Linked DNA regions of Mus musculus: all the other regions are linked to region 3. The links are chromatin loops, found by intact Hi-C in ENCODE. Cell type or tissue: heart. All regions are shown on one strand.

Evidence for each region. Peaks named below come from ENCODE experiments on the same cell type or tissue, not always from the same donor. Only the 100,000 strongest peaks of a DNase experiment are listed, where the experiment ranks them.
Region 1: it touches region 3 in a loop (2.9-fold over the local background); 13 of 42 quality-filtered maps call a loop at or near these places.
Region 2: it touches region 3 in a loop (2.0-fold over the local background); 4 of 42 quality-filtered maps call a loop at or near these places.

What each region holds. Positions count from the first base shown.
Region 1 is chr13:24,515,285-24,523,284 of GRCm38, reverse strand. It overlaps a transcript of Ripor2 not described here. Among named protein-coding and RNA genes, the nearest start is that of Gm22013, 33 kb to the right of the region's middle. In heart, a CTCF peak has its summit at 4,232 (motif pointing left); a DNase peak (open chromatin) is centred at 1,654; H3K27ac peaks cover 2,555 bases.
Region 2 is chr13:24,562,589-24,570,588 of GRCm38, reverse strand. It overlaps a transcript of Ripor2 not described here. Among named protein-coding and RNA genes, the nearest start is that of Ripor2, 72 kb to the left of the region's middle. In heart, no CTCF peak of the experiment used is centred here; DNase peaks (open chromatin) are centred at 4,518, 4,968 and 5,238; H3K4me3 peaks cover 282 bases; H3K27ac peaks cover 4,999 bases.
Region 3 is chr13:24,612,847-24,620,846 of GRCm38, reverse strand. It overlaps a transcript of Ripor2 not described here. Among named protein-coding and RNA genes, the nearest start is that of Ripor2, 22 kb to the left of the region's middle. In heart, a CTCF peak has its summit at 4,473 (motif pointing right); DNase peaks (open chromatin) are centred at 186 and 7,616; H3K27ac peaks cover 4,069 bases.

The sequences.
Region 1 (8,000 bases), 98 kb after region 3:
CTTTGGCACAATTCACATAAAAATCCCAGTTAATGTTGAGACGATACTTGGAATCCATCTAGTTTAAGCTCCTACCCTGAGTTGACTTGTCTTCTGCAACACACAGACATTCTGAATTTAAGGATGTTAGTAATTCAAACCAGAAACGTACTATTTCTTTGTTGGAAATAAGCAAACAAACAACCTTGTGGGCTGGGGATACAGATGAGGGGATGGGATGAGGCAGGTCCAGGATCCTACGCTATGAACCAGAGGAGGAGGTGGACCAAGGGGGTGTGCTTAGGGTATGAACCAGTGGGTGAGATGGGTCAAGGGGTGTGCCTAAGGACATGAACCAAGAACAGCTTCCATGGCAACTCACTTGTTTCATTGCTCTGGAGTGATGCTCTCTATGCTAGCATTTTTTTTTAAAGACACAATTTGCTAAAATGCATGAGCAAAGTTGGAGCTAAGGTTTCCAGAATTCCCTGAAAGAAACAAAATTTCTCACTGGGAGCAGAACTCAGAATTTATATCCAAGTGGCTCCTTTTACCAAGGACGGAGTGAAGACCTACATTAAGTGATGTATTCCATTAAGGAATAGCTAGTGTTTGTGGCTAAATCTCAACACAGCTCAGATTTCTTCTCAGGACTCGAGAGACTATATGACTCACAGCGTTCAGTTCTTGGAGATAGATGATGACTAAGAGAAATTAAATTAAAAGGATCAGGGGTTTGTTTGACTTCAGAATGACTTTAACAGAATAACGAGATAACGCACCTAAGTTATCTGTAATGGCAGCCAGCTGGAGACCCATGCTCCTGGAGACAGGCATGGTGTGAACCTGGGGACATGATCACATCCCCTTGTGTCCCTCTTCGTAATGGGATCCTATTGATGGCCGCTCATAAGTGCCTGGTGGGAACAGGTATTTTGCTGCATCCATTTGGAAGAGATGTAGGGAGCAGCAGAAGGTGGGAAAGGAGGAGAAATGGAAGAACCAAGCAGTCACCAGGTCTAATTAGTCTGTCTCAGAGTCGCTGAATGTCCTGTATAATTTCCTTGCAAAATGACCAGGCTTTAATCCTTTCAGCGAGGTTAGTGGGCATGAAGACAAAAGCAGGAACTGACAAGTCCATGGAGTTGGCTGAGAGATTATGCTCTTGGCTCCTGCTATTGACTTTTTAGTTGCTTTCTTTGGTGTAGTACCTACACATATTTGACAAGCCCAAATAAGAATAAAGTCCGGGCAGGAACAATGACCCCTTATTAAATGCAGAGATAGTTATGAGTCACAAGAACTCAACAGAAAGCCTCAGTTCCGGTAATTAGCTTTTTTTTTTTTTTTTTTTTTTTTTTTTTTGTGGCATTTGATTTTGGGCTTTTTCTTTAATTATGCAGAACTGCCCAAAGTATTGAAACGGCAGGCTGGAACATGCTGCCTTCCGCAGGGGAGTAGAACTTCTCAGCCCTCGCCACTCTTATGAGCCAACCACTAATTTCATCCTGTCTCTCCCCTAAATGGAGTTGGAAACCTTCTAAGCCTTTTGTGTGAATCCAGGGGTGCTGGAAAATAGTCTGGCAAATTCTGACAAGCATCACTTCAAGAGTACATTTATGCCTTGGCTGAGAAGCCTGAACCAAAAGCTGCTGGGTTGTCATGGCAACAGACATACACACGCACCCGCTTCTGAAATGACACAACCTTCCCAACGGGACCGGCTGTGGAAGGCAAAGCTGGCTTATCCACGCGCTCAGAAGGGACGGTGCTTGCGACCCCGGTGTGGTGTCACAGGGCACGCTACCCCTTCTAGCTCGCTCACTGTCACCAAATTCTCAGTTTTCCTTCAAGCCCTGTGAAATTGATGCCAAACAGCAATGTCTGATTGCAAAATAATGACTACTCCATCCCAAAATGTTTTCCATACTTTTCCACAGAGGTTTGGGGTATTGCTCTCCTACACTGAAGGGGAACATGGGCGAGCCGGAAGGAAGCCCACCATAGCAGGAAGTGAAGTTGAGCAGGACTAGGAGGCCTTCCTAGGAACATAAAGGTCCCAAAATGAGCAGTTAAGTCATCACTCACTCTGGTAGTTCCTGAAGAACGGAGTATCCACAATAGAATGGAACTCATATGTGAAAACAACAGCCAACAATAAACCCACACAGGAAATAGCGCACACGGAACGGAAGCGAAATTCCTGAAGGTGAGCCTCAGCAAGTTACAACAGAGGGGAAGGCTGGAGCGCGTCCCTTCCATTAGGCTTGAAATGAAACCACAGGGACCTATTCATGAGAAGCAAAATTAGCCTCCAGTTCCATTTTTGTGACATTAGCGGTGGCGGTGAGTGCTCCACAGCTAGACTTAATTGGCACTAAACACCTGAGAGGAAGGAAGGCACAGAGAGCACCTGGGTCTTAAATGATAAGGTCTTCTTGAAGCTGGGAACATTCTGTACCTAGAGATGGAGCCAGCATCGCAAGCAACCCGAAAATCAAAGTCCATGTCTGTTGGTAGTAGTGGATTCATCCCATTTTTTCCCCTCTCTAGACCATAAATATTTGAGTCTAGATACTCTGAAGTTAAAGATCCCAGTCCCTCAGTTCTATTTTTTCTGTCTTGTGATTAGCCAAAAATTTTAATTCCAGTTTTAATTTTGGATTAAAATTTAAAAAAGAAAAAGTTTTAAAACCTAGGGAGAAAGATACTCTCATTGTGTATTCCTGGGTGTTACAGTTGGTTTTGGTAAATACATATGGTGCAGGAAAAGAACTAAAGGAGCCTGCCTCAGGAGACGAATGGAAAGGAAATCCAGCCAGCTGTCAAGTGTGGGGGCAGAGCATAGGGCCTGGAGTGGTGTTAGAGGAAAAGACACAGACCCTTTCTAGGCAGAAAAAAGCTCTGACGCTTGTCTCGGTTCCCGTTCTCCTCCGTATTACATCTACCCTATTTATATTATTGTTTTGTTTTTGAGACAGGGTCTTAATGTAGTTCAGGCTATTCTTAAACTTGCTATGCAGCTAAGTGGGGACCTTGAATATCTGATCCACCTGTGCAATGCCGGAACTTCAGGTTATGACACCACGCCCAGTTGTATTCTGTGCTGGAGATCAAATGGAAGGCTTCTGTGTGCACAGTCTATTAACAGCGGCTGCCTCTGCTCCCTAACCTTGCGGCCAGTTCAAGTGCGAGCATTTGAGATGCTCCGTCGCTTTCTCCGCTGGTAGCTATCTATCAAGTCCTTTCTCAAGATGTCTTCAGATGCCCATCTTTCACAAAATTCCCTCCACACCATGTCACCTGGGCGTGACTTCCCTGTCAGACATTATTTGTTCTCCGGTGTTACTCCAATGTGAAGAGTTACCACATAGCTGAAACGGACACCAGTGTATGAGCTGAGTGGGTTTCACCCAGCCACCGATGGGCAGGCAAGCACTAATAGAAAATCAGAAAGTTACCACTCTGCCCTGGAGCATCCAGTCTCAGCAGGAGTAAGCACATCTTCTCTCACTGAAGTCCAACCAGGAAGTCCAGTTAGGGGAAGGGGAGCCAATGACAGGCAGCAGAGGCAGAGACAGCCCCCTGTGCAACTGTTAGGAGACCCACATGAAGACCAAGCTGCACATCTGCTCCAAAAGAATAGGGGGGCCTAGGTCCAGTCCCTGCTTGGTTGATGGTTCAGACTCTGTGAACCCCATGGGCCCAGATTAACTGACTTTGTAGGTCTTCTTGCAGTGTCCTCGGCCCCTCTGGATCCCTCAGTCCTACCCCCCACTCTTCCACAAGTCCTGCCTGATGTTTGGCTGTGGGCTTCTGCAACTGTGTGTCCATCTGCTGCTGGATGAAACTGCTCAGAAGCTAGGCTCTCCTTCTCTGAGAAGGGGTGCGGGGAGGATAATGGAAGGAGGGACTTGTAGAGGTGGGACTTGGAGGAGAAGGGACTGCAATCAGGATGTACAGTGAATAAGTAAATAATAAATAAGAAAGTCTAAAAGTTCTGAAAACTCTAGAGCTCTTCTCTGTGAGGTTTGGAAATCATAGAATCTTTCAAACTCGCATTTCTGCGTCACCATGGACATATGAGAGTCATTGGAAAGCAGAAGTCTGTGACTAAAGTTCCCATCGCATCCAGGGAAGCCATTATATTGCATTCATGTATTTGGGGATGACATCAATTTCCATTAACGGCTATGCTCCTTGTTAGGTTTGTGAAATACCACTGTGGCGCCACCTTGTGGCCACTACCCAGAACGCTTACAGAATCTTGTACTTGACCATCACAGAGGTCTTGGCTCCTCACATCAATATTTTTATATTTAAAAAATAAAGTGAAATACAGCCTTGGAAAATCCTAAATCTAGAGAGAGCTTTTACAGTTTTTAGCTGAAGTGAACCCAGTGAGGATTCATAGTAGTTACCATGAAAACAAAATTAGAGTTTGTACTTGATATTCATTGCTAGATTTCCCTCAACATCATTGGGTTGTATTTCCACACTATTTCTTAAATAAAACTGGCCACTGGTCTGTAAAAGTTGCCATATTCCGTTTATGTTAATTAATTCTTCACAGGCCGTTTAACTTCTTTTTTTAAAAACTTGTATCCCTAATAATTTTTAATTAGTAGTAAGATCTCCATTGAGATTAGATCTTGATCAGGAAGGGGGAGGGGGGTGTGTGTGTGTTGTTTGTGTTTGTGTGTGTTGTGTGTGTTTTGTGTGTGTGTATGTGTGTGTGATGTGTGTATGTGTGTTGTGTGTATTGGTGTGTGTTGTGTATGTGTGTGTGTTTGTATGTATGGTGTGTGTGTGTTTGTGGTATGTGTGTGTGGTGTATGGTGTGTGTTGTGTATGTGTGTGGTGTGTGTGTGTTTGTGGTATGTATATGTGTGTGTGGTGTATGGTGTGTGTTGTGTATGAGTGTGGTGTCTGTGTTGTTTGTGTGTGTGTTGTGTATGTGTGTGGGGTGTGTGTGTTGTTTGTGTGTGTGTTGTGTATGAGTGTGGTGTGTGTGTGTGTTGTTTGTGTTTGTGTGTGTGTTGTGTATGAGTGTGGTGTGTGTGTGTTGGGGGTGGTGGTAAGTAGCACAGGGCATGCTCCATGCCTCCTGGCCATCCCCATTCACAGATCCTGGTGTCCTGGGGCTGGTGGGAGTTGCAGAGATCTGATTGAGGTACAGTCAGGGAGAGGGTGATTCAAAAGCTTCTATTTATTTAGTTTTAGAATCGTTCTAGACAAAGAACTGGAAAGAAATGCCCTTGGCATTTACATTTCTCCTACCTGGAAACAGTACTTGAAGTTTCTATAGAAATTCTCTACTGAATAAGAATGCTCTGGAAAACAGGGGAGGGGGTGTGGGGGTGGCAGGTGGAGGGTGGGGCACTAAGGATACTGACAGTGTGACCACTGTCAAGATGAGCCTGGCCTGGTGGTACATGCCTGTCATCCCAAGCTTGAGAGTCGGAGGCCAAAGATCAGGAATTGAAGGTCTTCCTTGCATTGCTGTCCCAGAACAAGAAAATCACAAAAGGAGGAGAACAGAGGAGGAAACTCACCGCCCCTCCTCCCCCACGAGCTCCCCAGGGAGGTCAAAGCCAAAGGTCCCTATGTCTTAACCTGAATGTCTGAGCTGGAAAGCTGTTTCACTATTCTAAAAATAAATAAAAGCCAAGGCTGGACCCTGGGTTTAAGACTCTGCACATTAAACCATCTGAAGGACAGCCTGGGAGGCGGTGATCTGTGGAACTCCTCCCAGCTTTGGAAACATTGGTTTTTGACTGTCAGTCATCCCCAGTTCCTGTGGTCCTTTAGTGAGTTCCGGCACGTGGGAAGCTGTGTTTCTTTGGGGTCAAAAGTCAGACTTGTAGGAGACTGAAGCAGGGATGGGTTTTGAGGTGTTGGTTTAATCCATGGGCTTCTGGGTTTCCAAAGGATGCTACATTTGCCCTCAATGCCAGCGTTCAGAAAACAAATTGTTAAGGGTAGACATCTTGTGTGGGATTAAAAGCCACAGGGATGCTCGGTTTTTCTAAATAACAAGTTTGTTTGTTTATAACAAGTTTGTTTGTTTGTTTGTTTGTTTGTTTCATGTAACCAGGCTGGCCTTGAATTCTCTATGTAGCTGAGAATAACATCTAACGCCTGATTTTTCCTTAATTTCCTGGTGTGCTATATCATAGACATATACCAGCCAATATGTTTATACAGTGCTGAGATCGAACCCAAGACCTTATACATAAGTAGGCTAACAACTACTCTACCAAAGGAACCAGTTACATCCCCAGCCCACACATGAACCATTTATGCCTGCATGCAGGTCTGTGTACCACACGTTTATAGCGCCTGTGGAAGAGAGCATTGTCTCTTCTGGGACTGGAATTACAGATGGTTTGAGCTGCCATATAGGTGTTGGGAGTCAAACCTTGGTCCTGGAGGAGCAGCCAGCAGAGCTCTTAACAGCCGAGCCATCTCTCCAGCCCCAAGGGAGCCACTTTTGAAAGCCTTTTACTCAGCAAGATAGTTCTATAAATGATTGTTACTTACAAGTTACAGACTGAACAAAACCACTCAGAACCCCATAAAAGCTTTCATTTCAGGCTACTGTGTGCAGAAAAGAGGGGCATTATTTTACTTCCATTTATTGACATGGTGATGGGGGTCCTTCTGTTAGATATTTGCATAGCTACAATATGCAGAGAAGACAGGATTGGGTTTCCCTTGGTAAGGCTTATGATAATGTACATGGGTGATCTAGAGAATATCTGTGCTAAGCAAATGAAAACCAACCACAGGGCTAGGTGTGAAAGGTTCATGTCTAATACTGGTGTCCAAGAGACTCACGCAAGAGGACTATCTTAAGATTTAGGTCAACCCAGGCTGCATAGTAAGGGCCAGACCAGCCAACGCTACAGAGTTAGGCCTTGTCTCATAAAAACAAACCAAAATGGAATGAAAAGAAGAAAAAGAAGAAGAAGAAAGAAAGGACAGAAGGCAGATTGCAGGCATGAGTGTTCTGAAGGACTTTGGAAGTTCAGCATGGCAGCCAGCGAGGCAGTCACTATAAATCCTTGGTTTTCCTTCAAAATGAGAATTGCCAGAACCCCTCAAACACTCATTATCCTATAAACACTCATTATCCTATAAACACTCATTATCCTATGGTGGTTGCTGTACATTTGTCTTCTCTTTTTGCTCTACTTTTTTTTTTTTTTTTTTTCTGAGACAGGGTTTCTCTGTGTAGCCCTGGCTGTTCTGGAACTCACTTTGTAGACCAGGCTGGTCTTGAACTCAGAAATCTGCCTGCCTCTGCCTCCCAAGTGCTGGGATTAAAGGCGTGCACCATCACTACCCAGCTACATTTTTTAAAGTTAAAAAAACCCAAACATATGCATATTTCTCAAAACCTCATTTGTATGAATTCCACAATATGAATTGTCACACAGTGATTTTCGAATTGGTGAACATTCCCTGTAAAACAGTGGCCCTCATCTTAAAAGGTCCTGGACAATTTCAAATAGAAAAAAATATATAGAGAGGAAAGTGTTAAGGATATGGAAAAAGATTGCCTCTGAAATGAAGATGGCGAGAGCCAAGAGGCTAGAGGCTGGGAGCTAGAGATTGCAGGCTGAGACTGGAGGGCAGGAAGCTGGGAGATAGAGGTTAAAGGTCAGGACTGGAAGCAGGAAGCTCTAGAGGCTGAGACCCAGAGAATAGCAGCTGAAGGCTAGAGGGGGCAGGAGCCAACAAAGGTTTGAATCTCCAGGAGACCATAGTTAAGGAGGGCAGTTTCATTAGACACTTCCTCTTTTTCTTTCAGCTTGTGTGTGTGTGTACGTGAGTGTGTGCATGAGTGTGTGTGTGCTTGTATCACTGCATGGATGAAGGTTAGAGGACAATCTGTAAAAGTTGATTCTCCCTCAGGGGACAGGAGTCTTGAACTGGTTGACTTTCTCTGCAAGATAAAGAATTAAAAGGCAGGAAAGTCTTGAGCACAGCAGATAGAGGTAGAGACATTGCAAACA
Region 2 (8,000 bases), 50 kb after region 3:
TGAGGAGGCTGTTTACAGAATGGGAGAAAAATTTTGGCGGACTGTGCACTGGGCAGGACATAAATATTTGGCAACTATAAAGAAGAGCCCTTTTGACAAACAAAACAAACAATCCCTCCCCCACAAAAACCAAACTAAGCAAACAAACAAAAACTCAATAGAAAAACAAAGCAAGACACAGCTGCCTGTGCATCTTGGAGGGAGGGCAGCCATCATCAGGTTGAGAGGGTGCCGTGGAATTTTACAATCTTCTTGCTGTTTGAGAGCCCACTTACTCAGTTCTGAGGACTCAAGTCATCAGCGTGTGAAAGAAAAGTAGACATGCTCGTTGACTGCCCCAGAGGTAACCTTCCTCGCCCCATTTACTAATCTAGAATCATGAGATGCACAATAGGTTCGGGGTAACCACCCTGGATGTCAGTCATGACTATGGACAGTGGGGTTGGCCGGTTACTTTTAGACAAGCCTGTGAGGGAAAGGCAGGGCTCAATGTGCCTACACCAAGCACAGAGCCTCAGCCTTCTCATCGCTAGGATGAGAGAACTTCTCAGTTCACTGATGCCTTAGGAACCACGGTACTGGCCTACAGGGAGCACAGTGAAGGTGTGGCTGGTTCTCAGGCTTACAGCAAGGATGCTGTTGTTAATCTGCAAGCTCATACTGTGGTGTCAGGCCCTTACTCTGAGCTCCAGTTCCCTTGCTTTCAACAAGAGGTCGACAAGTTTCAGAGTTCTAAATTCACTTTTGCTTTTGAAAAAAATCCTACTCGTCATACATCAATTGTGCAGTGCACCGGGATTCATCATGACATTTTTATATGTGTACAGCATGTTCTGGCCATAATTACATGCCTTCCCCTTTCCTCCTCTATCTTAATATTTGTATAAAAAATCTAAATTCCACATATGGGAGAAAATTGTAATATTTGTTTTTCTGAGTCTGGTATTTTTCATCTAAGTGGGAGAGAGGGGAGCAGGAGAGGCTGATGGGAGATATGTGCTATGAAAAATGAGGGATACTCATTGGAGGAGGAAAAAAGGAGAAACAAGAGATGAGAGGGGAAGAGGAGGCCGATGGGGAAACAATAAGAACAAAGAATAATGCTATATCTGGATTTAAATGTCACAACGAAACATTTCTTTATATGCTAACCAAAATATTAATTTTAAAGCGTAAAGAAAAATATTTTTAAATGATCTAGGATGACATGTAAATGCCCAGTAAGTGTTGCAGTTACTTCTGGTTCAAGAATTTCATAGCAATACCTGCCTCTCAGGGACGGATGACATGAGGAGGTCCCAGTGGGAGTGGTGACGGTTGGGAGCTGACAAGACCTACACCTGCTGGGGGAAAGTGCCAGCTGTAGAGAGATCTGTGTGCTTACAAAGGATTTCCCTGTTTGTGACTACTGTCCCATCACCAGCTCTTTTGTGTGATTGGCCTTCCTACATTCTCTATCACTCTTTAGGTGGTAATGATTTATTGAATTGAAGCTTCATCTTTTCTGCCCTGTACTCTTCTAAACTCTGGCCTGGTTTTTCTGTGCAGAATGAACTGTATCCTAACATATGTGTAAGGAGACTGTGTGTGACACGCTCTTGCGACAAGGGGATGAGCCTTGAACAAGTGATGTGACCGAATGCTAAAACCACGTTCACACAAGACAGATATGAGTGTACCCAGCCCTGTTGACTCTGCTCGCCGCTTCCGGGCTCTGCTGGTTACTTCATTTTTGCTCTGGCTATAAATATTTCCCACCCATGCACGGAGGCAGCATGCTCAACTACCTGAGGTTCAGATTGCTGTCTGATTCTAGAATTGTAAAATGGTAATTAAGGCCCACAGAATGGCTGGACTTGGTAGTGCATATCTCTAATCCTAGCACTGGGAAGGCAGAGGAAGATGAATCTCTGAGTTTAAGGTCAGCCTGGTCCACACAATGAATTCCAAGACAACCAGGACAATGTTGAGAGGCCCTATCTCAAAACAAAGAAACAAACCCTCAAAATTACATATTTGTTGTCATTTTGTCTATTTTTTTATTTAAAAAATTCTTGCTCTATAACCCACTGAGGCCTTGAATTTTCAATCTTCCTGGTTTTGCTTTCTAAGAATTACAGGTGTGTAAGCATGCTTGGATTAACTTTAAATGTTAATAGCCAGATATAACCAGCTCTTGTTTTTCCACTGTCTTACACCTTATCCATATGTTGCTGAGACCTTTGGTTTTCTCCTTTCCCACACAATCTATATTTTGGGAAACCAAAAACCCAAAGAAGCAACCTACAAAGGGCTGAATGTGTGTGGAATGAGACAGCATTTCCCCTGGCTTTTAGGCCATAGATGACCTTGTTTCTTATGCGTTCAAAAGGCACACTATATGTATATTATCCTATAGGAAAGACTGTGCCCACTCCCAAGTCTCTCCCAAGCTACGTCAGTATGCCTACACCATCAGGTAGAACTGCGTCTACCTTACACTTGGGTCTTCTGTTTTGAAAAGGTCCAAGAGGGTTAATGTGAATGGAATTTTCTTCCTGTAATCAGGTGGCAGGACTGGGTAAGGATTAATACTAGTGTGTGGGAATTCCTCAGGCTCTGCTTTGCTGGAGAAGGGAAAGGCTAGCTCTTATGACTTCCCTGTGGGCAGTGGTGGCTGCACTCCTTTAATTCCTACATCATGATTGGACCAGACCCAAAGGAATGGGTCTATCTGTCATCTATATGATGAGTTTTAGTTCTGAGAGTCTTAAGTTTAGTGTGACTACAAGTTGTCAATATAGCATGAAGATAAGAAACACAGGATTTATAATCGGATAATGCAACTCTAATGACCATGTAGCTATGGGCCAGCTGTGTAAGTGACCCCCACACTTGGCCACCATTCTTCCTCTTATGATGGGAGCAAAAATAGATACATCACAGAAACGAAATGAAGGTGTGCAATTGAAGCATCTGGCACGTAGTAGGACCTCAACAAACCAGGCTGCTGCTGTCTAGCATGAGGCCATGTTTTGGCCACTGATACAATACTATAAGGAGAGAGAAGAAGTGGGGGAGGCAGCCCAGACCCACAACAAGTGCTCTGAGAACAAACGTTTGGAGAGGAGATTTTGGGGAATCCCGTCCCAAATAGTTTCTTGGCCGCCAGGAATCGGTGAAACCCAAGCGTGCCTTTGCTGTTGCTGCTGGAACTGACACTAAGAGCACTGCTAAGAGCACTTTGAAGTCCCTCCCATCCACTCTGCCTCCATGCAGGGGTTTGTGTTTCCTAAGGAGTGCCCTACTTTCTCTTCTCTCTCTTACTAACACTGACCCAAAGTGAAAGCACCCGCTTGTAGTAATTACAATCCGACAGCACTCTAATTTACCAAATATGCACAGTTTTGTGACCATGGATCTGTACACGTATACATTTAGTTTGCATGTGGGTGGGCTCATGCTGTAGTGCACGGCACATGTGGAGGTCAAAGGATGATTTGCAGGAGTTAGGTCTTTTCTTCTCCCATGCGAATCCCAGGGATAGAACTCGGGCTGTCAGGCTTGGCAAGAGCTCTTGCCTGACAAATCACCTCATTAGCCCATAAATCGATTTTTAAAAAATAGCATTATATACCTCCCTGGTGTGTGAAAATAAGGGTCTATCGAAGCCTGTGGTTGTCTTCCCTCCCTTCTCCTCTTGCCATGTCCAAAATGTGACTATTGGTTATGACTTAGGAAAATAATCAGCTCTTCACACCTATGAGGTACAGCCTAACAAGGAGTGGTAGGAACACAACCTGAGTCAAGTCTGTTGGAGCACAGAGAGCACCTGCCACACAGGGGTACAAGCAGGACTAAGAGCTGGTCACAAGAGTCCCTGGATGCTATGGATGTACCTTTAAATTCTGTATTTAATATTTTAAAGTTACATTTACGTACGTATGTATGTATGTATGCATGAATTGTGGGAATGGGCACATGTATAGAGATCAGAGGGCAATTTTCCAGAGTCATTTCTATTCTAGTACCATGCAAGTCCCCTATAATGGAACTCAGGTCATTAGACTTGGTGGCAGACATCTTTATTGACAAAACCATCTTTCCAGTCCATGGTGTCTTGAAATAGGGTCTCACTCAGTAGCCCAGGCTAGCTTAGTACTGACTATGTAATATAGGTTAGACTTAAACTCACAACAATCTTGCCTTAGCTTCTGATATGCTGGGATTTCAGGTGTGACCCATTACAGTGCCTCTGCCCTGACACTTCCTTCCATACTTTAGCCTACCTCCTGACTTCAAATCACACCAGAGTGCATATCACTGGGCCAACCAGTGTGGGAGAGAGAGGCCAGGCCCAGAGGTGTGGAGAGCAGGCATACAGCCTTTCCCAGGGCCTCTGAATGGCCTCATTCATTCACTGTTCCAGGCTTCTATCGCAGATAGCTCCACTTCCCTTCCCTGTGGAATAACTTTCCCCACCTCCCTATGAGATACAAAACCAGGGCTGACTCCCAAATAGTTGGAATTCTTTTCTCTGAGTTGCACTGACTTAGCTCTGCTCTGTTTGAACAAAAGGGCGTAGGATTTGGACACGTCCCAAGAAGGTTATAAAGAATTTTATCTTGGGATAAGGCTCTCAATGGCTGCTCTCTGAATCCTGGGGGCCCAGTGGCTTCTGAGAAAGCAGAAAGCACTTATCAGCCAAACAAATATTTTTCCCAGCTTCCCTGCCAGTGGAGCCACAATGGAGTCTACCACAAAAGCCCACATAGATGCTTGCTTACCCTGCACACCCTCTGCCTTTAGGAAGGAAATAGATAAGAATAAAACCAAACGCAGAGAAAGGCTGTCACTCTGCTGCTGTTGTCCGCAGACACCCTAGCTGGATCCTCACTGTCCCTGCAGTGGTTGTGGAGTGAAGCATATCCATCCAGAGCGACTGGGCTATGTCCCTGGCCTGCCCGGTTTTGCTTTGTGTCACACACTCTGGAATGTTTGGACTTTGTGATAATACCATAGACACTGAGTCATATTGCCTAGGGTCCAACCCCCACCACTAATCCAGCTCACTAATCGTGCAACCCTGGGTAAGTCACTTGAGCTCTGTGCCACAGATTTGTAATATGTAAACTATAGAATGCAGAAGCAGCCACTTCATTGGCTTGTTGGAATCATTCAATGAGATGGAATTTGTAAGAGGCTTAGAGGCATTTCTGGCACTCAGTAAATGTTCAGCAAATGGAACTTTTTCCCTCGTAGCTCAAGCCCAAGCATGGAAGGGGATTCCTTTGCCGCTCAACATTCCTGGAGCAGGGAGCGGGACAGTTGTCTCCAGCCTGTGGTTCAGCCTCCACCATGGAATGCAGGACATGGTGAAAAGAGCCCCAGCCCAGGCCTTTGGCTCAATGTCTCCCTTTCCAAGATTAAGAGGGCTTTAGCAGTTTCTAACTTCCAAAAAAGATTTGTTTTTTTGGTAATAAAAGGAAAATATACTCATGAAAAAATTCATGCACTACTTAATAACATTTACAAAATTAAGACAAAATGCCCTGAAGTCTGGCTTTGTACAGAGAAAAATAAAAGGTTATGGGTTTGTGTGTTGCTGTTCCTTCCAGGACCCAGATTCTTTGAGCTCTGCTGTCTACTGGAGCAAAAGGAATTATCGAGTGGTGGCGGCGAGCAGTGGGCACTTGCTGCGTCCAGATGCCAGGGAGACGCACGGAGGGAGGGGTTCCCGTCTACTCTGCCTACATGCTTACTACTGCTTGAGGAGGATCTGGTCCCACTAGTGTTGCAGTTAGCCAGGGAGCTATGTCTGCCACACAGGACCCTGGGAGTCAAATTCCAAAGTATATGCGCATAATATGTCTTCCTAAATAATCAACTGTAGCTCAGTAAAATCTAAAAAGATGGAAAGAGAATTTCAGTAGTGAAATCTCTCTCTTTCTGTGTTTCTCTTTCTGTCCATCCATCTATTCTCTCTCTCTCTCTCTCTCTCTCTCTTTCACACACACACACACACACACACACACACACACACACACACACACACACACACACACACACACACAGAAGGAGGGGGAGGGAGGGAGGGAGGGAGGGGGAGAGAGAACTACCTTTGAATAAGGCGTCCCCTACTTGTTAAGCCCTCTGTAGGTGCTGGAGAGATGGCTCAGTAGATAAAGTGCTGGCCTCTTGAGGGCTGGAACTTGGATGTCCAGCATCCAAGTGAGAAGCTTGGCAGCTGCAGCAGCCTGCTGAAATCCCAGCACTCCAGAGGCAGAGCCAGAGGATCCCAGGGCAAGCCTTACCAGAACTGGTGAGCTCCAGGTTCAGCTAGAGACCCTGCCTCCATAAACAAAGTATAGAGAGACTGAGAAAAACTCTCAAGCTCTACTTCAAATTTCTACACACATGTGCTCACACACAGGGGAACACATGTGCACAAACACATGAATGTAATGTATATGTACCACACATTCCTTGCAAGAGAAAAAGATTTTTTTAAGACCATATGACAAACTATCTACTATACTCATTTTATACAGAGAGGGGCACAGGAGTATCTGCATAGGGTATTACCCTCTTCTCTCTTTATGAATGGTGCAATAGTCAGTTTGTTCGATGCTTCTAACAAGGTCTTAATAAGTAGGAAATACCGCCATTCAAAGCTAGGTGAGTAAGTGTGTGTGTGTGTGTGTGTGTGTGTGTGTGTGTGTGGTATCATTATTGAAGATCTTTTCCCAGGACTACCTCATCTTTTAAAATAAATTTACTGACGTAGAGTTGGTTAGCTAGAGACATATATCCTGCCTGTAAGCTTTCAAATGTGATCCCCTGCATTTTAATATGGTGGAGACAGCTACCTGTGATAGAAATAGCTTACAATGGTTTATCTTCATTGTCAACTTGACCAGATTTAAAATCATCATGAAAGAAAAAACACCTTTGGGGCTATCTGTGAAGGTGTTTCCAGAAAGATCTAACTGAGGCGGGAAGGAGCAGCCTGAGTGCAGGATATACCATGCAGTGGGTTAGACCCCAGACAAGAGTAAGCTGAGTGTCAACGTTCATCCTTCTCTACTCCCTGATCATGGATGAGATGTGACATCACATTTCCTTCACTAGCCTTTCCCCCATCACTATGGATGATACTCCTCAAACCCTAGCCAATGTAAGTCCTTCCTGTCTTAGGTTGTTCTTGTGCATTTGATCACAACAATGAGTAATCCATAGCTTTCTTGACTTGTCTATAAAAAACAAACCCACATAATATGCAAAGCCCTGAATTTGGACCCCATCACTGATGATGGTGGTGGTGATGGTGGTAGTGGTGATGGTGATGATGGTGGTGGTGGTGGTGATAGTGGTGGTGATGATGGTAGTGGGGGGATGGGGATGATGGTGGTGGTGGTGATGGTGGTGGTGATGATGGGGGGGATGGGGATGATGGTGGTGGTGATGATAATGGTGGTGGTGGTGTCGATGGGCCTGCCTATTGTAGTTTTCTACAGCTAATAATGGTCTGGTGGAGTTCTATCCAATAGGATATAAGGGATAGTTCTTGTGATTTCTAACTGTTCTAAACGTGTAAAACACATAGTTCTTTGGTTCTCTTCCCCTCTGCTGGTTTGAATTAAGGCAAGATAGCTGGAACTGCAGTGGCCCTGACAGGCAATGAGAAACAAGTCAAATGTGGACAATTGATGGTGAGGATATAGAAGAAGCCTGGGCCTTGAGACCTGGGAGAACTCCCACTCCTCCACCATTTGCCTGCAGCCTTCTGCTATGAGACAGAACAAGAAAGTTCTACATTTCCTCTCTCTGTTTGCCCCTACACATACATGCCTACTTCAGATATGGTAGACAAATTCCAGTTATCTATAAAGTGGGATAATAACTCTTATCTTAAAGAGGACTGAATGAAGAATGCATTCAAAGCACTTGGACCCCACAGCAAATGCTCCACTAAACATGAGCATTGACCCCCACAATTATTTACATGAATAGACTATCTG
Region 3 (8,000 bases):
TCAACCCCCTTTTAGCATCGGCAGATCTAAATAGGTCACTGTGAGGTCACTGGAGGCCATAAATCAGAGGGTAGACTGGTGGCTGCTCTGGCCTGCATAGCTTTAGTTCAGTGTGCTATTTTGGTCTGTGTCCCTGAAGTGACACCATCTTGCTGGCACCAGCCAAAGAAAGCTTCCTAGACATCCATGGGAAGGGAATGTTCAGTGATCCAAGGCCGAGGTCACACAGGCATGAATAACTGTGGGGAGGTCTGTGTCTGCTCCGGACCCTGTGAGAGAGCAGGGAAATGATTTCCATCCAAACTGTTTATCCAGGAACCCAGGCTGGAAACGAACGGATCCAAACAGTCTTGGCAAACGGTGAAAGCAGAGAGTTACCAATTCTTCTTACTCTGTCAAACTAGGACAGCCTCTTCCTGCCTGCTTTCCAATCCCGTGTGGGTCCACTTGAGAACCCCAGATATTTTTGAGAAAGATCAAATACAGTTAAGTAACAATTATCGTATGCTTTTATATGAAAGGAAATGTAGAATAATCATAGAGCACCCCACCCCACCCCGCCCCAACACTCTTCCAAGGCTTGTGTTTTGTTTCCTTTACTTTTTCTGTGAAGTTTCAACCAGTCTGAGCTTCCTGGATTTATTGCTTTTATATATAATCTTAATTTAGTTTTCCTTCCCTTCCTTCCTTCCTTCCTTCCTTCCTTCCTTCCTTCCTTCCTTCCTTCCCTCTTCCTCCCTCCTGTCATGTTTTAATTTTGCAAGGGGCAAATGTAATTCACAAGCCATCTTGGCTCATCATCGTCATCATCATTAATTTTCTATCTCAACCTCAGTTTTCCCTCCCTCCTCTCCTCTCAGTCCCTGCTCCCACCTCCCCTTTGCCACCACTCCCCACTCCTCCATTTCTCCTGCCCCTCTTGGGCAACCAAGCATAGCATATCATGTAGCAGTAAAACTAGGCACCTCCCCTTGGAGTAAGGCTGGATAAGATCATCCAGCATGAGGGAAAAGGGTCCCAAAAGCCAAGAAAGGAATCAAAGACAGCCCCTTCTCCCACTGTTAGGAGTCCCACAAGAAGGTCAAGCTACACAATTGTAACATGTGTGCAGAGGGCCTAGGTCAGTCCTATGTGCAGAGGGGCCTAGGTCAGTCCTATGCAAGCTTCCTGGTTGGTGATTCACTCTCTGTGAGCCCCTGTGAGCCAAGGTTGGCTGATTCTGTGGGTTTTCTTGTAGTGTCCATGAGTCTTCTAGCTCCTACAATCCTTTCTCTCCATCTTCTGCAGGATTCTCTGAGCTCCGTCTAATATGTGGCTGTGGGTCTCTGCATCTGTTTCTATCAGTTGCTGGATGAAGCCTCTCTGATGGCTAATGGGGTAGGCACCAATCTATGAATATTGCAGAATAGCACTAGGAATCACTTCAGTAACTTTTTTTTTTTTCTGGGCATCTTTGGTTCTATCTTAGGTCTCTGGGCTATCCAGTCTCTGAGTCTTGGAGTGCCACGTAGTGTTAGGGCTAGGCTCCTTTACCTGATGTGGGGAAACATGTAGTTTTATAAACAGTCTACATAGAGAGGCAGAGCTTAGCTTGCATCCTAATTAACAATTTCTTGATACATTTTGAGAGCCTTTTGCTCTGAGGTAAAGTTTCCTTTGGAAAGGAAAGCACACAGACCAACTTTCTTTCTTTTTTCTTTTTAACGTTTAATTTAATGATATGGGTATTTTGTCTACACACCACATGTGTGCCTGCCAGAAGAGGGTGTCAAAACCCCCGGTACTGGAGCTACAGATGGTTGTGAGCCATCATATGGGTGCTGGGAATTGAACCTGGGTCCTCTGCAAGAACAGCACGTGCCAAGACTGACTGCCCTGGGGAAAGATGATACTTATTTTTTAAAAAATGAGTGAATTTGTTCCAAACACCTGCTAGTCTCTTCAGTCTTAGGCACTAGAGGCATCTAGTTCCTCTCCATATAGAAGCCATTCCCCTCCTTAATTTGTGTATTCACTTTACATTCTGATCAAAGCCCCTATCCCTCCTCACACAGGCCCTCTCCCCTTTCTTCCTTTGAGAAGGGGAAGGTACCCCTTGGGTACCACCCTACCCTGGCATACCTAGAAGCCTTCTTTGAGGAGACCGAAGAAGCTCCTCCAGGATATGAATGTGTGTGCCTCTGCTACCATGTGGCCTACCAGCTCTGGGAACAGAGAGAGCGGGCAAAACGTTTGCAGTTGGATGAGGTCTTGAAGTGAGATCTTAAGAGCTATGGGAACACAAGAGTCCAAGCGATACTTTGCACACACATTGTGAACTCGTGGGGTTTTACTGTCCCAATCATTGCACTGGACCGCAGCCACTGAGCAGTTCTCAAAACAGAAGCAGCCAGGCTGGGGCTTCCAAACCAGGAGGCTGCTAAGGTGCAATTTCCACGCTAACAGGCTGACTGACGGCCTTAGAACTGAGTCTTCCCGCAGGATTGGTGGTCTCTTCTCTGAAAGACAATCCATACAGTGGTGTGTCCACCACTGTCAAGGTTGCCTAGCAATGACATGGATGAATTCCCTTTAATTTGATAAGTGTGAAACCACAAAAAGAAACAGCGCATAGTGCCAGCAGTTGGATTTTCAATTTTTCAATGCCTTGATAATCGAATCACCCACTTTTCTATGAAAAGTTCATGGCTACTCGATAGTAACTGTTTTCCAATGACACAGTGAGGTTGTGGATGTCTAGAAAGCATGCTTAAGGCTGTGGGTGTGAGTGGGGGGTGGAGAGGGGAAGAGGGAGGGAAGAGAGGGAGGGAGGGGAGAGGAAGGGAGAGGGAGGAAGAAGAATTAGAGTGTTATGTGTAAGTAAACATCCTCTCTCTCTCTCTCTCTCTCTCTCTCCCTCCCCCTTTCTCTGGAAATAACAAGAGTGGCACCCCATGCTTCTTAGCTCTGTGAACCTTAACATTTTCTCTAACCACAGAGAACAAACAGGATCTCAGAGAGGCGGTGAGCGAACACCTTGTAAGCACTACTGGCTTTCTTTTCCTTTCCAGCTCTTTCTGCATCTGTACAAAACCTGTGAGAGGGGGAAGATGGTTCCTTTTAAAAAAAATATGTGTCAGCTGTAAAGTAACAGGGTTGCCCTAACAACAAGCTTCCTGAGTGGTTCCCTTCTGTGTGTGGGAAGAGACTCACTGTGTGGGGACTGCACTGCTTTCTCCAGCAGGTCAGAGAACAGAAAGCCCAGGGAAACCTGGGTGGTCATGCACTCCGGGTGCAAATGTCCTGATGGTGAGGTCAGGCAGAGAGCCGAGGTTTTTAGAAATGATGTCTCAGCAAAGAGAGTCAAAGTGGGGGATGAGTGGGAGTGGAGGGATTCGTATGAGCAAAGTACAGTACACCCAAGTGTGTGAAAATAAAACCCATCATTTTGTATGCTAGCTGAAATAATTTAACAGGAAAATGGAAACAAAACAAAACAGAGGCCTCAGACAATGGATAAGTCTTGTGCTTTCAATACAGGATGAGGCTCAGAGAGGATCAATGACCTGCCCATGTTCCGGCAATTCTACATGGCAGGGAAAACAGAATCCCCATTCTATGACATGAGTGTATGTTTGCAAGCACGGCAGTAAGTACATTACTGTTCACGGAGTACTAGTCTAAGTACTTCCCTGGAATAGGCTGTAATCTGCACACAGTCCCAGGAGGTTTGTGCTCCATTTCTCAAGTGAGTAAACTGGAGGACAAGGGGTTAGACAATCTGTTTGAGGTCACAAAGCAGATTAACGGGCAAAACCCAGGCAGAGCCTACACATTCCTTCTTAAAGTGAGATACTACTTAAAACCCAGGTCCCACATGAACTAGCAGTGAGCCATGACTGTGAAAACCAATGAAAGCGTACTGATTGGTGTTCTCGAAGGATTCGCTCTGGTCTCTAAGGAGTAAGTTAACCAATATGCTCCACGGAAGAGCAAGACAAATAGTTAGGACCCTTCGATGAAAGCTAAGCTATACAGCCAAATGGATGCTGCAATCTCACATTGCCATTGAGGAAACGGAAGTTACATTGCAAAACCTGTGCAAGACAGAACTAGAATTCAAGTCTAAAGCTGCTCTGAAATGACACCGGTCACTGAGGATAAAATAATGGCGTTGAGGGGGATAAGTGGTTAAGAGCATGGGCTGATCTTCTAGAGGACCTGGGTTTGATTCCCCGCACCGACTGACATCTCACAACTGTCTGTTAAGCCTATCCCAGGACACCAGACACTCTCCTCTGGTCTCCACAGATGTCAGGCATGTGGCACATAGACATAGATGCAGGCAAGCAACCCGTACATATAAAACAATAATTTAAAACAATGACCTTGATAGCTATGGGTGCTCAGCAGGAGGTCTGCAGATTGGCGGAGCCCTGCTTTGTGATCCTTCCTTTCAGGATGGGCCCATGCCTGATCCAGGCTTGTGCTCTGACCTGTAGATGGCGCTCTTCGGCACCGGACCCAGATACAAAGAAAAATCCCTCTGGATAGGAAAATGTGGACTGGACATTTTAGAGTGTCACACCTGGAGGGAAAAGTGGCTGCAAAGTAGGCGATTATCCAAAGTAGGCGAATCTTTCTAGTTGTAATTGTTAACCTGGTTTCTAAGTAACCACCAACTCCAGGAGGGGAAGTCAAAGAACAGAGAGCCCAAGCCTAAGACTTCAAGACACCCGCCGTTCTCAGTGCCCATCAGTCAAGCAAAGCATCAGATGGAAGCCTGAGTCACCAGCAGCAAAGCTCAACAGGGATCCCTCTCACCAATAGACACTGATAAAAACCCCAATCATGATCTTATCTTACTTTTGTTTTTGCTTATTTTTTTTCTAACAAGATCACACTGTGTAGCCCAAGCTGGCCTTGAACTCCTCACCTTTGCCTCCTAAGTCTTGAGATTAGAGGCGTGTGCCACCATGCCTGGCCTGCATTATTATCGTATGATGTCATTTACATTTTCTTTTGACACAATGTCTCTCATAGCTCAGGCTGGACTCAATGTACTATGTAGCCGAGGATGCCCTTGACTACCGATCCTCCTGTCTCCACACACCAGTGCTGGAATTACAAGGATGTGTCCCCGGGCCACACTCATAAACTCTAATTTTAAATATTTCTATGGCTAAAACAAAGTAAGCGTAGATAGCAGGAATAGCCTGGAGCACAGGGCTTCTCAGTGCACACACTTGATTCTTACCTGGTTGAACTTGTAAGATTTAGGAGACAGGGTACACCCCCTCACTCCCAGTATCCCTTTTATACTACTTAACAGACTTAAAAAAAAAAAAAACCCAAACAAGGTATTTTATGAAAAATCTGAGGTTCCCCCAGTCCCAATTCCCATCCATTTAGGCAATTCCAAATTCTAGAAAGGTTTTTGCCTATGACCCATCTGGTTGCAGCATTAGAATAAGACATCTGGAGGTTACTGCCTGCCTTTTTAAAACACTAAGCCCAACTGCACGATTAACTGAAGATCTGTGAATCGAGATGGAAAGCTAAGCAATGCCAGAGGGTGTCGGGTGTGCCCAGGATTCAACCCCGACCCCCTACACACACAAGGAAAAGAAAAATGAAGAGCCTGGTAACAAATGAATGTGACAGAACAAAGGGAGGGGGACAGCCAAGTAGAAGGAGGGATGGAGGGAGGAGAAGGATCTAGGAAGAGAAGGGGGTGGGAGGTGGGAGGAGAGGAGGGCTGGCTGGTCACCAGGAGAAAGAAGCCCTCTGGCCCCATTCATTCAGTTCCTACCCCAGGGCCTGGCACACACAAAGTACTGTGACAGCCTTCCCTTTGGATGTCATCAAAGAGCACACATATGAGGGACAAAGTATAAAATCTCCGTTCTATTTTTCTGGCCTAAAGCAGATCTTTACTTAGCTGTAATCCTTTAAAAACATAACCTTCGGAACAATCGCTCAACTGCAATGTCCTTGCCTTGCCTTGTGCCCCATTATGATCGCCTTGCTCCGAACAACTATCTTCCTTCATACAAAGCACTTGAAAGGTTCCCACAGTAGAGCAGCGCAGCCTGGCTCCTGCCAGAGAGATGGGTTTACCTTCGCCAAAAATGTCATCCTCTTCATCCAGAAGATCCTCAGGGTCAAGGAATTGCATTGTGGGAAGACCAGGAGCTGAAGGCACTCACAACCTAGGACACACGGGAGCCACTTTAGCTCTGAGCAGCCACACTGCCTGGGAGGCGATTTCCTTCCCCACAGCGGATTGCCCAAGCCCTGGGGAGGGCAGCTTCCGCATCTGCCCTGAAGAAAGCAGCTTCATTCATATGAAAAGCCTTCTGAAACTTTTTGCAGTGTGAACTCCAGGTGAGGTAATTCTCACCACTGAGAAGAAAGACTTGTTTCGGAAGGGGATGCAGATCCAGTCGGATTCCAGCATAGATATCACTCAGGCAGAGTTTGATAAGTTCTATTTCAAAGCACCAACTTTCATATTTCTTTGAGAGGACGGTGGGCTCTTAGCTTTCCTGCTTATGAATCTCAACACAATGGGTAGTGTTGAAAGAGAAAGGCTCACATTTCTCATATCTTGCTTTTGCTTCAATGACAGTTTATTTGAAAGTAAAGCAAGCCTTGTGCTACACCAAAGCCTGCATTTGGAAGACATGAGCTTTTTTTTTTTTTTTTTTGTTTGTTTCCCTTAGCAACAGTTGCGTTTTCCTCCTTTGTAAACCTCTTTCATTTGAGGGCAACTTTAGAGTAACACTTAAAGCAACTGTAGCATTCACCCGGGCTTTTCCTAGTTCTAACCAACCCACATCAGTGAGCAGATAATAGGTCTGTGTCTGACAATGTCCATTGCATAACATTTACTCATTCTGATACTTAGGACTTTCATCAGTAAAGAGGAGGAAGAAGAAGAAGAAGAAGAAGAAGAAGAAGAAGAAGGAGAAGAAGAAGAAGAAGAAGAAGAAGAAGAAGAAGAAGAAGAAGAAGAAGAAGAAGAAGAAGAAGAAGAAGAAGAAGGAGAACAAAGAAAATGTAGCTTAAAAAACAAACAAACAAACAAAAAACAACCCAACCCAGCAGCAGTCCCTCCAAAAGGGAGGAGTTAAAGCCCAGCTTTCACGTGACCACCAGTGGTTTGCACCACCACCCAGAACTACCCAACAGATTCCACCAGTGTGTGACAGATAGATACTACAACCCCATCTGGGGCTTTTCTAGAGGCAGAAGATGCAAATGAAGGAAGGTGTCAGTTGAGGAGCTGTGGTTCACCCCAAGTGTTTATTTTTAGTCTTGTTTACTGTGTGTTTTTGAAGACTCCCAGTGTTACCTTTGCGCTGAGAGCCCGTTCCTTCCTTCTGTAACTGCCTTGGAATTATGCCAATTGTTTCCCAAGGGGAATCTTGATGGTAGGGCTAAGCAAGTCAAGCAGTTAACCCAGGGGTCAAGAGTCGTTGAGGATGGACCAGCAGCACTATCGAGGGTCTATCTATGAACCAGTTCCTATGGGGAGGTTCCCCCAAAAGTAGGGACATGCTGAGTCCTGCTGGGATCACCGGCCATCTCAACCAGGGCAGAGACTGCCCTTCAGGGAAAGCCTAGAAATGCTGTGTGCTGGGATTGAGCAATGGCTGGGGATCATTTATGGTACATGGGTCTTGCCCCTTAGGGCAGGACGCTTCCTGCAAATGGACAGGAACTGCCCATTAGGGTAGGAGGAACTGTCTTGTCCCAAAAGCCAGTAGTGTTCACTCGAAAAATAGCAAGAGGCAGACAGCTTGCCCTAGATCTCCGTTGCTTCTGGCCACCCACCTCCTTACCCCAGTTCCTATGAAAATGCTATTTCTGGTGAATTAATAGCATAAGCTGAGTGAATTAGGTCCAGATGTCAGAACCTGGCTGTGGTATAGAGTTTTATCTTGCGCAGTTGAGACAAAAGAGAGGATGGGAGCCGAGTCGTTCTCAGCCATCGCCCTGTGTTCGTAGCCTCGTCA